2 separate regions of the Homo sapiens genome follow, and region 2 is linked to region 1. Evidence: chromatin contacts called from ENCODE POLR2A ChIA-PET data. All regions are on one chromosome and are shown on one strand. The core of a region is the stretch at or near the end of the contact, and the rest is flanking DNA. Distances in the headings are between cores, read along the strand shown.

Region 1 (6,156 bases), core at 2,457-4,956:
CACTTGTACCACAGCAAACTATTTGTAGCTTCCTAAACATGCCGGGACTTTGTGCCCTTGCTCCCTCTGTCCTCTTGGTGTGGGATGTTCTTTCCGCCCTGCCCCACCCCATACCCCGTTTCCTGCGCCTGGAGGGATCCTACACAGCTGCTCGAGCCCAGCCCTGACGTGGCTCTGCCATCTCTGCAAATCCGTCTCCCACCATCCCCCAGCATGCACACACACGTACACGCGTGCGCACCCACACCCTCCTCTGCCCCTCCGGCCCCCTGCTCGGCGTGAGGGCCGCTGTTGGCGCATCTGGCGTGTCTCCTCTTGGCCTCTCCTCTGGCACCTGTGGCTCATCTACTGTATGATGATTGTCTGTTTACCAGGCCATAGGTCCTGTTAGACTAAACTCTGCGAGGGCAGGATGGTGTCCTTGGGGCCTTGAGAAGAGCCTGGCAGAGAGCAGAAGCTCCGTAAATATTTATTGAATGAATTGAACAGAGTTGAGTGAACAGAGAGCACCTTGGGACAGGGACAATTTCAGTCACTTCCACGCCCCATCTCGTGGCATGCGCCTGGCACCCAGTGCATGTGCAGTTAAGAGTGAATGAATAAGGTCAGAGGAAAAGACAGGACGGGTGGGAGGAGAGTGGTGGGAAGGTTGGCCACAGATTCCAGTGCAGGTCTGGACACAGCTCTGTTCCTTCCGCCAGGGGGCGTGGGAGGCCTGGGCCGGGCCTCCAGACTCCAGTAATTCCTTCCTTTCTTAAAACCCACAAGAGGATCCAGGCGCGCCTGTCGTCCCAGCTACTTGGCAGGCTGGGGCAGGAGGATGGCTTGAGCCCAGGAGTTCGAGGCTGCAGTGCACTATGATCGTACCCATGCATAGCCACTGCGTTTTCTGGCCTGGGCAACACAGCAAAACTCTATCTCTGAAAAACAAAACAAAACAAAACAAAACAAAACAAAAAACAAATCCACAAGAGGCTGGAGGTTGCTTCCCTCCACTGAAGGGATCAGGAGGCAGCCAGGAGCAAAGGGAAGGAGTCCACCCAAGGCTGGATTACCCAAAACAGTGGGCTGGGGTTTGGCCTGACCTGCTCTTGCCTGATGGGACAGGAAGGGATTGGGATGCACCTTGGAACAGGTAGATGCTTGCAGTTGGAGGCTATGACTGGAGCTGTCGGTCTAGAGCCGGGAAAGGGCTCATATTTCTTCATCGTCACTTCTGAGAGAACTGAGGCCCAGAGATGTCAAATGACCTGGCATCTCAGCCAAGTACAGGCCTGACAGGGAGAGGCGGGACCTGCCCACACACCCACCAGCCTATCTCCTGAGGCTTCAGGCCACATGGCTCTGTGGCCACTCTACTGGGCCCAACTGTCCAAACAAGACAGCTGGGTGATTTTTGTCTAAATTAGATGCCACCAAATATTTGTATTATAAAGAGTTTTTCAAGTGTTGTAGTTTTGTCTTTCACTCTCCCCATGAACAGATTTGCAAGGGGACCCGGATTAGCAGTGAGAGTGAGAGAATGGAGCAGGTAGGAGGTGCGGGGAGATGATACAGGCCAACGGTGCTGGAGAGCTGGAGCATGAATCTGAATTGCTGTTCCACTGTGGCTGAGCCTGGCCTGCCTGGACATCTTCCTCTGGCCAGTGTCCCTTCTAGGCACTGGGCTGCCATGAGGACAGGCTTTTGGGTGGTGCTGTACAACAGCAGCTGACCTCTTGGGTGCTGTCTCTGCTACTGCTTTAGCGATCTCTGCTGTAGAGCTTCCGTCCCTGCCCCTGAGTATAGGCTCAGAAGCCCCACTATCCTTCCAGAGGCTGCTCTATGTTACTTCCTCCAGGGAGCACTCCTTGATTCTGACCCTCTGCCGGGGACAATCTCTCCCTTCTTTGAGTTCTCATATTAATTTGTTTATGCTTCTTTCATGGGATTTGCCTCTCCCCTTGCATGACTGTACAAAAGTGGCATAGCATAGCCGCTAAGATGGATTCAGACTCCCTGGGCCCAGATCCTGACTCCGCTGCTTACTAGTTGTACTGTGGTGTGAGAGTCTCTTGGCTGGGTGCGGTGGCTCACGCCTATAATCCCAGCACTTTGGGAGGCTGATGTGGGCAGATCACTTGAACCCAGTGTTCGAGACCAGCCTCAACAACATGGTTAAACCCTGCCTGTACAAAATTAAAACATAAGTAAAAATTAGCCAGGCGTGGTGATGTGCGCCTGTAGTCCCAGCTACTTGGGAGGCTGAGGTGGGAGGATCACCTGAGCCCAGGAGGTTGAGGCTGCAATAAGCCATGATTACGCCACTGCACTTCAACCTGGGCAACAGAGTGCAACTCTTGTCTTTTTTTCTTTTTTTTTTTAAAAAAGAATATCTTACTTTCTGTGTGCCTCAGTTTCCTCCTCTATAAGATGGGAATAATAAGAGTACCTTTCTTACAGGGCTGATGAGGGTTTTTAATGAATTACTACATGTAAAGTGCTTAGGTCAGGACCTTGTACATGGCAAACACCCTTTAAGTGCATGCTATGATTGCCACTGGAGTGTTTGTGTCTGTGCCTTACCTCCTTATTAAGCCTGTTACTTCTTGAGAATGGGGTCAGCCCCTTTTACTTAAGGCAATTTGTGTCCCTCACTGTCCTGGCGCAGGGCCTGGTTCATAGCCGGTTCTCGCTGACGGTTTGGGGAATGATGATGAGGTCCGATGCCTTCTCCCTGCGTCTGTGTCCCTGCTGCAAGCCCCTGCAGAGCGAGCCTGTCTCCGCGGCTCAGGCCCTTCCTCCCACAGCCTGAGCCCCAGCAATTTTCCCTGGCAGCTCCCACGTTCCGGACTAACTTTAGGGTTGGTTTCCAGCTGTGGTTGGATTTTTCTGTTTGAAAAATATTTTAAGCAGCTGGTGGGGAAGGGGTGGAGAGGTGGGAAAAGAATAATAAATAAACTTGTGAAAGGAAGATTGTCTAAACAGCTAGGAGCTGCCACTGCCAACAGCTTGGTCTCCGGGCCATGCCAAGGACTGGGGAGCTATCAGGTGGTTGGTGGTGGGGACGGGACACTGTGCTGGCTTCCCAGGCCAAGGAGAAAGACTCTCTGCCCCTCACAAGCACTTCTCGCGCTTCCTTTCACATTATGCCCTGCGTGAGTTTCCAGGATGCAAGAACTACACGTGGAGAAAGCTAGTTCTGCCGCAGGCGGGATTGAAGTTAGACACTGAAAAGAACTTCTTAGTATCAGAGCCCATCCCTGTAATCCACCTTTATTTCCCCTAAGACCTTGTTTTTCTCCAGAACTCAACTCCTTTTCAGCTCTGGTTATGTAACGCCTCGGCCACTCCCACCTGCCTCCAATGCACCCCATTCACCTAACAGCACACTTCCCTTTCGCCCTTCCACGGCCCCGTCCTCCAGCGCCCTGGTTTCATCAGCTTCTTCTTTCCTTTCAGCCCGGCTCTGCCACCGAGGCCCTCGGGCTTCTTTCTTCACCTCAGCCACCTCCCTCGGTGGGGGTGGGGAGACCTCCTTCCTGGACAGAGTGGGCCGTGGCACAGGTGGACAGCCAGGCCCAGAGGCCCAGGGTCACCCTACACACAGTCGGAGGAAAGGCTCATGCTGCCCTTGTGCAGTCTGGGGACTGTGAAGACAGAGACCCACAGAAAATCAAGGATGGGAGAGAAACTAAATCCGAGTCAAACAGAAGCTGAGTCAGAGGGACAGGGAGCGAGTCAGATGTGGAAGGAGGGCGTTGATGACCACCGGGCAGCTCCCTGGCCAGGCCCTCATGGACATTCCTGTGGCCTCCGATGGCAGGGTGGGCTCAGCCCTGAGGGCTGCCCGATGCCCGGGGTCCAGGGCTTGGGTGGGCAGGAGGCCCCGCCTCTGTCCTGGCTTCTGAGAGCTCCCTCCACCTTCACCTTGGGAGACTGCCAAGTCAGCAGGCTGATGAAAGGGGGTGATGCCTGTGCTCAGTGGCAGAGTGTTCCTCAAAGTCTAGGGGAACCCATAGCAGGGGAGAAAGGGCTGGGGATGTTGGGGGTTTGGGGGGCTGGGGAAGGCAGGGGTCCTTGTCTGGGGCCAGCAAGTTGGGGTGCCCAGGCCCAAGGAAGGGGCTGTGTTGAAGAGTAGGGGCGGTGGGTAGGTGTGGAAAGGGGCCTGTCTGGGGTCTAGGGAGCTTTGCAGGGGTCAGAACCACCCCGGGCAGGAATTCAAGAGTGGGGAGATGTGCCCTCTGTCCTCAGCAGTCTGCGGGGGAGAGAGACCACGGGAGGGAGGGCTGTTTGGAGTGGACTGACAGCCTCCCAGAAAGTCATCTGCTCTTCTGGGCACCCCCCAGCAAGGAAAACGACATTGGTCTGAATTTATAACTGGAATCTGTACTCATTAGCTGGTCCTTGCCATCCAGCAAACTCAGCCACAGCCCTACCACTCTCTACCTGCTTTCAATTCCCTGGGAAACCAGGCGAAATTTAGAGTCCCAGAGGTTCCTCTGAGGGTGTGAAGATGGGAATTTGCACTTCCTAGTACTACTTTTACATTTATACTGAGCAGGAAAATGTCCAAAGTATTTACTTTTTCTTTTCTCATTGTGAAACATAACATATGTATATTAAATATATATGTACAGATTAATAAATAATTATAAATCAAACACCTAGGTTTCCACTGCCTAGGTCAAGACATAGAATACTGCTAGTACTCTAGAAGCCCTGTGTTCTTCCCTGATCACAACCCCTGCCCCACCCTGAGGGAACTGGGATCCTGATGTTTGTGTCATCATTTCCTCGTTTGTCTTCCAAAGACTGTAGAGTTTCTTAGATATTATCATCTTTGAGTTTCACAATCACCTTATTATTCCCATTTTACTGATGAGGAAACTGAGGCTCAGGAAGGTTAAATAACTAGTCCAACACTAGAGAAGAAATAAGTGGCAGAACCAGGATCATGTTTTGGATTGGCTGGGTGTTTCCCAGGGTGTTCCTTGGTTAAACTAGAATCCACAGGAAACTCTGGGACAGCCCAGCATTGCGAATAGCACCCCAGTGCCCTAGAGAAGAGGGAGGGCATCTTCATAGCCAGGAGGGGTGCTGCTCACCAGGAATTGTTGACTCTCCTGGCTTTATCAGTAGGATCCTGGTTTCTGAGTACCTGGCAAGAAATGGCAAGGCTCCCAGGGAGATGAGTTGGAGGCTGGGGAAGCAAGAGGAGCTGAGCTGACCTGAGATAGGATCAGTGACTGGAGAGAGCCTTGGGCCCTTCCTGATACATGCCAAGGGAACCCAGGATTGTGGGTATGTGCCTGAGCCAAGTGCTACCCAAGTTTTGCCAGATTCACCAGGTGTGCCCTCCTTGGTGGGCCAGGTGTGCTCGGGGTGTGTGTGTGTGCGCCTGTGTGGGTGTGCATGTGTGTGTGGATGTGGGAGGTGTGCGTGTGTGTGCATGTGTGCTTGTGTGTGTACATGTGTGCATATGTGCGTGTGTGTGCATGTGGGTGTGAATGTGTGTGTGCGTGTGTGTGCATGTGTGTGTGTGCATGTGTACCTGGCATGTCCACATCTATCCACAGACTTGGATTGTTCTGAACCCTTTTCTCTGCCCTCACCTTTTTCTTTATTATAAGATTGTACATGCTTATTATAAAAATTCATATACAAATGTCTAAGTCTAAATTATCTTAGATATAATTTCTTTTAACTATTCCATATTTATCCTTTTATACTTCTTTCAAGTACATTCAAATATATAGTTATTTACATGATTTAGATACACATATCCAAATGTAGTAGTATTAGGTTTATTTTTAACAAAATGGTATCAGAATCTATATATCATTTTTCACCTTTTTTCCCCACTTAATAAGCCTTGGTCATTTTCTCTGCCAGTATCAATGGGTTTATGTCACTTTCAACAGCTGAAGAGTACTCCATTAAACAGATGTATCATCATCTGTTTACCTGGGTGGACTCTTCACTCTGTGCCTAGCTCCCCCAGAAGCTGCGAGAGTAGGGTGCCAGAGGGATGGGGTGAGGACGAGGAGACTAGTCAATGTCGGCCATACCCTGGGAAGCAGCCCAGGCTCAGCGGCCCTTTGACATCTTGCAAATGGATTCCAGAACTCTGCTCCTTCACCACCTCTACAACCCCACCCACTCCCAAGTCCATAT
Region 2 (6,013 bases), core at 3,511-6,010, 8.8 Mb before region 1:
CAGGATAAAGTCAGAACTCCTCAGCTTGACACACGATAATAATAGTGAACAGTTATAGAGAACTTTCCTTGCCAGGCACTGTGTGAAACCATATATATATATACACAATATACACACACACACACACATGGTTTCACACATATATATGTGTGTGTGTGTATATTGTATACGTGTGTGTATACATTGTATATATATGTGTATATACGTGTATATATACACGTATACACACACATATATTTTTATATATACACATATATACACACATATATATTATATATACACACATATATATTATATATACATAATATACACAATATATACACATATATATACGTATATATAATACATATATATTATATATGTGTGTATATATGTGTATATATAATATACCCTCTATTGTGTATATATAATATATACACTATATATATAATATATATAATATATTAATATAATATATATGTTATATATTAATATATGTATGTGTATATATATAATATATATACACAATAGAGGGTATATGCAATTATTTTGTTTTTGTTTTTTTTTTGTTTTCGTTTTGTTTTGTTTTGAGAGGGAGTCTCGCTCTGTCCCCGGGCTGGAGTGCAGTAGCGCGATCTCGGCTCACTGCAAGCTCTGCCTCCCAGGTTCACGCCATTCTCCTGCCTCAGCCTCCCGAGTAGCTGGGACTACAGGCGCCTGCCACCACGCCCGGCTAATTTTTTTTTTTTATTTTTTAGTGGAGACAGAGTTTCACCGTGTTAGGCAGGATGGTCTCGATCTCCTGACCTCGTGATCCTCCCACCTCAGCCTCCCAAAGTGCTGGGATTACAGGCGTGAGCCACCGCGCCTGGCAGTGTATGCAATTATTATGCCCACTTTTCACATGAGGAAACTGAAGCACAGATTAAGGCAAGAATTAAGTGACTTTTCCAAGGTGAAACAGAGTGAATAGTAGAGACAGGATCAACTCCAGAGTGTTCACCTGCAGAAGCCTTGCATCTAACCACTGCACTACACTGCCTTTCCCTTTCAAGACCAGCCTGGGCAACATGACTAAGCCCTATCTCTACTAAAAATACAAAAATTAGCTGATTTTTCATGGTCAGGCCATGGCCTACGTTTGCCCCTTGGCTCCTGTCTCTCACAGCCAGAAGCCATAGTTTAATCCTTCTGACTACCCAATTTGAAGCACACGCTTCTCCGTTCACTTCTGAGATGCTCTACTCCCGTTCTCCTACAGCAGTCACAGACAGCGTCCCTTCCCCTTCACCCCTCCCAGCTCCTCCTCTCCCTTCTCTACCCTAAATGCAAGGACTCCTCAATGCCTCTTGATTGGCCTATCACAGAAGCTTTCTCACTAACCCCACAGTGTCACTCTCACTTCCCCTCTCATCCACATAGGGCTGTCTGGTTAATTTCCCTAAAGCGCAGCTCTGCCGATGTCACTCCCTGAATAGCATTCAACCTACTGAAAATCTAAATCTAAAACCTTAGTTGTACAAGGCCCTCCATGATTGGATCTTGACCTTTTCTCCCCCTCCTCTTTCTCACACTGCCTATGTTCCATCAAAACCAAAGAGCTTTAAAATGAAGGAAGTATGATTTGCTGAGCCTTGGAGGACAGATGGTATTTGACATGCAGAGATTGGGAACCAGGGCATTTCAGGCAAAGGGAATAGTGAGAGCAAAGACCTGGAACATGGCAAGTACAGAGCACTAATAAATGGAGATACCAACAAGACTACTCTGGATGATTCCGACTACCTTTTGTCACACGCGTCCCAGTGAAGAGATCACCAAACAGGCTTTGTGTGAGCAACAAGGCTGTTTATTTCACCTGGGTGCAGGCGGGCTGAGTCCGAAAAGAGAGTCAGCAAAGGGAGATGGGGTGGGGTCATTTTATAGGATTTGGGTGGGTAGCGGAAAATTACATTTAAAGGGGGTTTTTCTCTTGCAGGCAGGGGTGGGGGTCATAAGGTGCTCAGTGGGGGAGCTTCTGAGCCAGGAGAAGGAATTTCACGAAGTTAATCACTCAGTTAATGTGGGGCAGGAACAAATCACAGTGGTGGAATGTCATCAGTTGAGGCTATTTTCACTTCTTTTGTGGATCTTCAGTTGCTTCAGGCCATCTGGATGTATACATGCAGGTCACAGGGGATGTGATGGCTTAGCTTGGGCTCAGAGGCCTGACACCTTTCCTTTTCTTTCTTTCCAAGAACCTCTCTGCATGAGCTTTCCTGCCCCAACCCTGATTTTGTGGATAGTATAGAATCATGAGGCTGGGCACAGTGGCTCACACTTGTAATCCCAATACTTTAGAAGGCTGAGGTAGGCGAATTCCTTGAGGAGTTCGAGACCAGCCTGAGCAACATGGCAAAATCCCATCTCTACAAAAAATACAAAAACTAGGCAGGCATGGTGGGGAGTGCCTGTAGTCCCAGCTACTCTGGAGGCTGACACGGTGGGGGGAGGGGGTGGGAATCACTTTAGCCTGGGAGGTCGAGGTTGCAGTGAGCCATGATTGCACTACCGCACTCTATCCTGGGCAACAGAGCAACACCCTGTTTGGAAAAATTAATAAATAGATAATAAGAAAAAAAAGGATTGGTTTTTTGTGTGTGTGTTTTTGTTTTTGTTGTTGTTTGTTTTGAGACGGAATCTTGCTCTGTCGCCAGGCTGGAGTGCAGTGGCGTGATCTCAGCTCACTGCAACCTCTGCCTCCCAGGTTCCAGCGATCCTCCGGCCTTAGCCTCCTGAGTAGCTGGGACTACAGGCATGCAACACCATGCCCGGCTAATTTTTGTATTTTTTAGTAAAGACAAGGTTTTACCATATTGCCCAGGCTGGTCTCAAACTCCTGACCTCGTGATCCGCCTGCCTCAGCCTCCCAAAGTGCTGGGATTACAGGCGTGAGCCACCGCACCCAGCCTAAAAAAAAATTTTCTTAAATAGAATCATGAGGCCAGGCATGGTGGCTCATGCTTTTAATCCCAGAACTTTGGGATGCGAGGCAGGCAGATCACTTGAGGCCAGGAGTTCAAGACCAGCCTGGCCAACATAGCGAAACCTCGTCTCTACTAAAAATACAAAAATTAGTCAGGTGTGATGGCGGGCGCCTGGAATCCCAGCTACTCAGGAGGCTGAGGCAGGAGAATAGCTTGAACCTGGGAGGCAGAGGCCGCAATGAGCTGAGATCATGCCACTGCACTCCAGCCTGGAAGACAGAGTGAGACTCTCTCTCAAAAGAAAAAAATAAAAAATAGAATCATGAGCATAGACTCTGAGGCCAGATGGCCTGGGTTCAAAATCAGGCTTCGAGATTTACTTGTTCTGCAGCCTTGAGTAAGTGAACTGGCCTCTGTTCCTGTGTGCTCGTGTTCAAAATGGGAAAAAGAAACCTCAGTGATTTATTGAGAGGGTTAAATAAGTTAATGCATGTAAAGCAATACATAATTGTTAGATATTAGTATTATTTTGGGTAGTTGTTGTCTTATTATTGCCATATTGCCTTTCTCCCTGAGCCCTGTCTCTTCCCCTGAGCTTTCATAGAAGGAAACTGTGCCATGGGAATGTGCATTATCTGGTGCATTACACCACCACTTTTCTACAGTATGCATAACTCCACATATTGCAACATCCTTAATCATTTCTATCAGCTCTTTATCACTATTTTGGGCCATGCTCGTGCACCTTAACTTCCTTCTGTCTCAAGCGAGGACCTCTCTCTCTGCAATATAATACATGGCAAAGTAAGAAGTAGCCTTTATTCCCTTCTTTGGTTAAAATCTTCAGACATGGGTTTGTCTATAAACTCCAGTCAGCTTAGTCACTGATCCTAAGAGCAAGTCTGTAAACAGCACATGGCTCCCTGAACTGATCCACCATGACATTCTTTTCTTCCCACTTGGGCATACAGGCTAAGTATTCCTCAAGTCAATAATTGTTTTTTCTTTTCTTTTTGATTTTCTTTTTTTTTTCTTTTTTTCTTTCTTCTTTTTTTTTTTTTTTTTTTTTTGAGACACGGTCTCACTCTGTCATGTAGGCTGGAGTGCAGTGGTGCAATCACAGCTCACTGTAGCCTCGACCTCCTGGGCTCAGGTGATCCTCCCACCTCAGCCTCCCAAGTGGCTGGGACCACAGGTGTGCACCACCACACCTAGCTAATTTTTTGTATTTTTTGTAGAGACAGGGTTTCATCATGTTGCCCAGGCTGGTCCCAAACTCCTGAGTTCAAGGGATCCTCACTCCTCAACCTCTCAGAGTTCTGGGATCTTGGCCCAATCACAGAAGGCCCCTTTCCGCTTACCCAAAGTTTCACAAACTTACCCAACAGCTATCAGCATTAACCATTAAAGAGCTTGTTTCCCCCACTGCCGAGAATCCCGTTTTCAGAGGATACCCAGAGTCCCTATTTGTAAGTATGAAATCACTCCCAACTTGTAACCAGTACTCTCCCAAACTTCATGGGAGTAAAGATCAAAAAAGCAGAGCAAGCAATCGTGACAAAATTTCTTTCACGAATCAAAGTTGAAGGATCTTTTAAGATGATAAAAAATCATAATCAAAACCTGTCTCCAAACAGACCATATCCCATATCCCCTACACACACACACACACACACACACACACACACACACACACACACAACCACCCTTACCCACCTACATACCGGACTTGCTTAGGAAGAGTCCAGTCCTAGAGACTTGAAAGGACTTCTTTGCAGACCAGGCAGCAGTCGGCTTCCTCCTGCCCCAACTGCTGCCCACTCCAACCTCTGCATTGCTCTTATAACACCTCCCTCTTGTGGTAAGAGTCCAGGCTGCTTCACTCCCTCATAGGGTTCTCACCAGTGTCATCCTTGATCAGCTGCAGAATCAGATCTGTTACTACCAAAATGAAAAACAGAAAGAAAGAAAAGAGCTGCCCTGACCAGAGAGTCTTGTATGCTCCTCAGCCCCCATCCTCTAATTTTTTTTTTTTTTTTTTGAGACAGAGTCTCGCTCTGTCACCCAGGCTGGAGTGCAGTGGCATGATCTCGGCTCACTGCAACCTCCACCTCCCGGGTTCAAGCAATTCTCCTGCCTCAGCCTCTGGAGTAGCTGGGGTTACAGGCGCCTGTAAAAATTTTTGTATTTTTAGTAGAGATGGGGTTTTACCAAGTTGGCCAGGCTGGTCTCGAGCTCCTGGCCTCAAGTGATCCACCTGCCTTGACTTCCCAAAGTGCTGGGATTACACATGAGCTGACGCACCCAGCCCTCTATTTAATTACTGAGACAGGGTTTCCCTCTGTCACTCAGGCTGGAGTGCAGTAGCACAATCTGGGCTCACTGCAGCCTCGACCTCCCAGGCTCAAGTGATCCTCCCACCTCAGCCTCCAGAGTAGCTGGGACTAAAGGTGCACGCCACCATGCCCAACTAATTTTGAGTTTTTTTGTTTGTTTGTTTGTTTGTTTGTTTTTTGTAGAGATGGGGTTTCACCAGCTTGCCCACACTGGTCTCGAACTCCTGGGCTCAAACGATCTGCCTGCCTCAGCTTCCTAAAGTTCTAGGATTACAGGCGTGTACCACCGTGCCTGGTCCCATCCTCTAATTTAAACTGGAATATTACAATGCAAATCCCCTGCTGGAATGGGGTCAGAGGGCAGGTTGATTTTAGCAAAGCCCACTTCTTAAGACTGCCAACCTGAGATCAGCTGCTGCAAGCTGGGGCTGGCTCAGTCACCTTTCTGAAAGAACTGCAGCTGTTTCATAGCTTGAGCCCTGGACCTAGGGTTGTGTGTGTGTGTGTGTGTGTGTGTGTGTGTGTGTGTATATATATATATATATATTTTTTTTTTAAGTAACAGCTTTATTGAGGCATAATTCACATATCATACCATTCACTCTTTTGAAGTGTACGATTCAATGGGTTTTAGTATATTCACAAGGTTGTGCAACAATCATCACTATCTAGTTTCAGAATACTTTTATTATCCCAAAAGAACCCCATACTCCTTAGCAGTCACCTCCCATT

The links. ChIA-PET counts read pairs that join two places held with the same protein, here RNA polymerase II (POLR2A).
Region 2: POLR2A ChIA-PET joins it to region 1 with 21 read pairs in BJ. The contact joins the promoter of HSD17B6 here to the enhancer-like site in region 1. POLR2A ChIA-PET finds 5 or more read pairs at or near these places in 2 of 52 experiments (BJ and naive thymus-derived CD8-positive, alpha-beta T cell).

What each region holds. Positions count from the first base shown.
Region 1 is chr12:47,944,186-47,950,341 of GRCh38, reverse strand. No RefSeq gene overlaps it. Among named protein-coding and RNA genes, the nearest start is that of TMEM106C, 16 kb to the left of the region's middle. Within about 2 kb of position 3,706, at least 7 of the 41 ENCODE cell types and tissues checked have a DNase peak (open chromatin) inside an H3K27ac peak, as active enhancers do.
Region 2 is chr12:56,762,071-56,768,083 of GRCh38, reverse strand. HSD17B6 (hydroxysteroid 17-beta dehydrogenase 6) reads right to left here and starts at 4,760. Exons shown (of 5, transcript NM_003725.4): 1 at 4,670-4,760.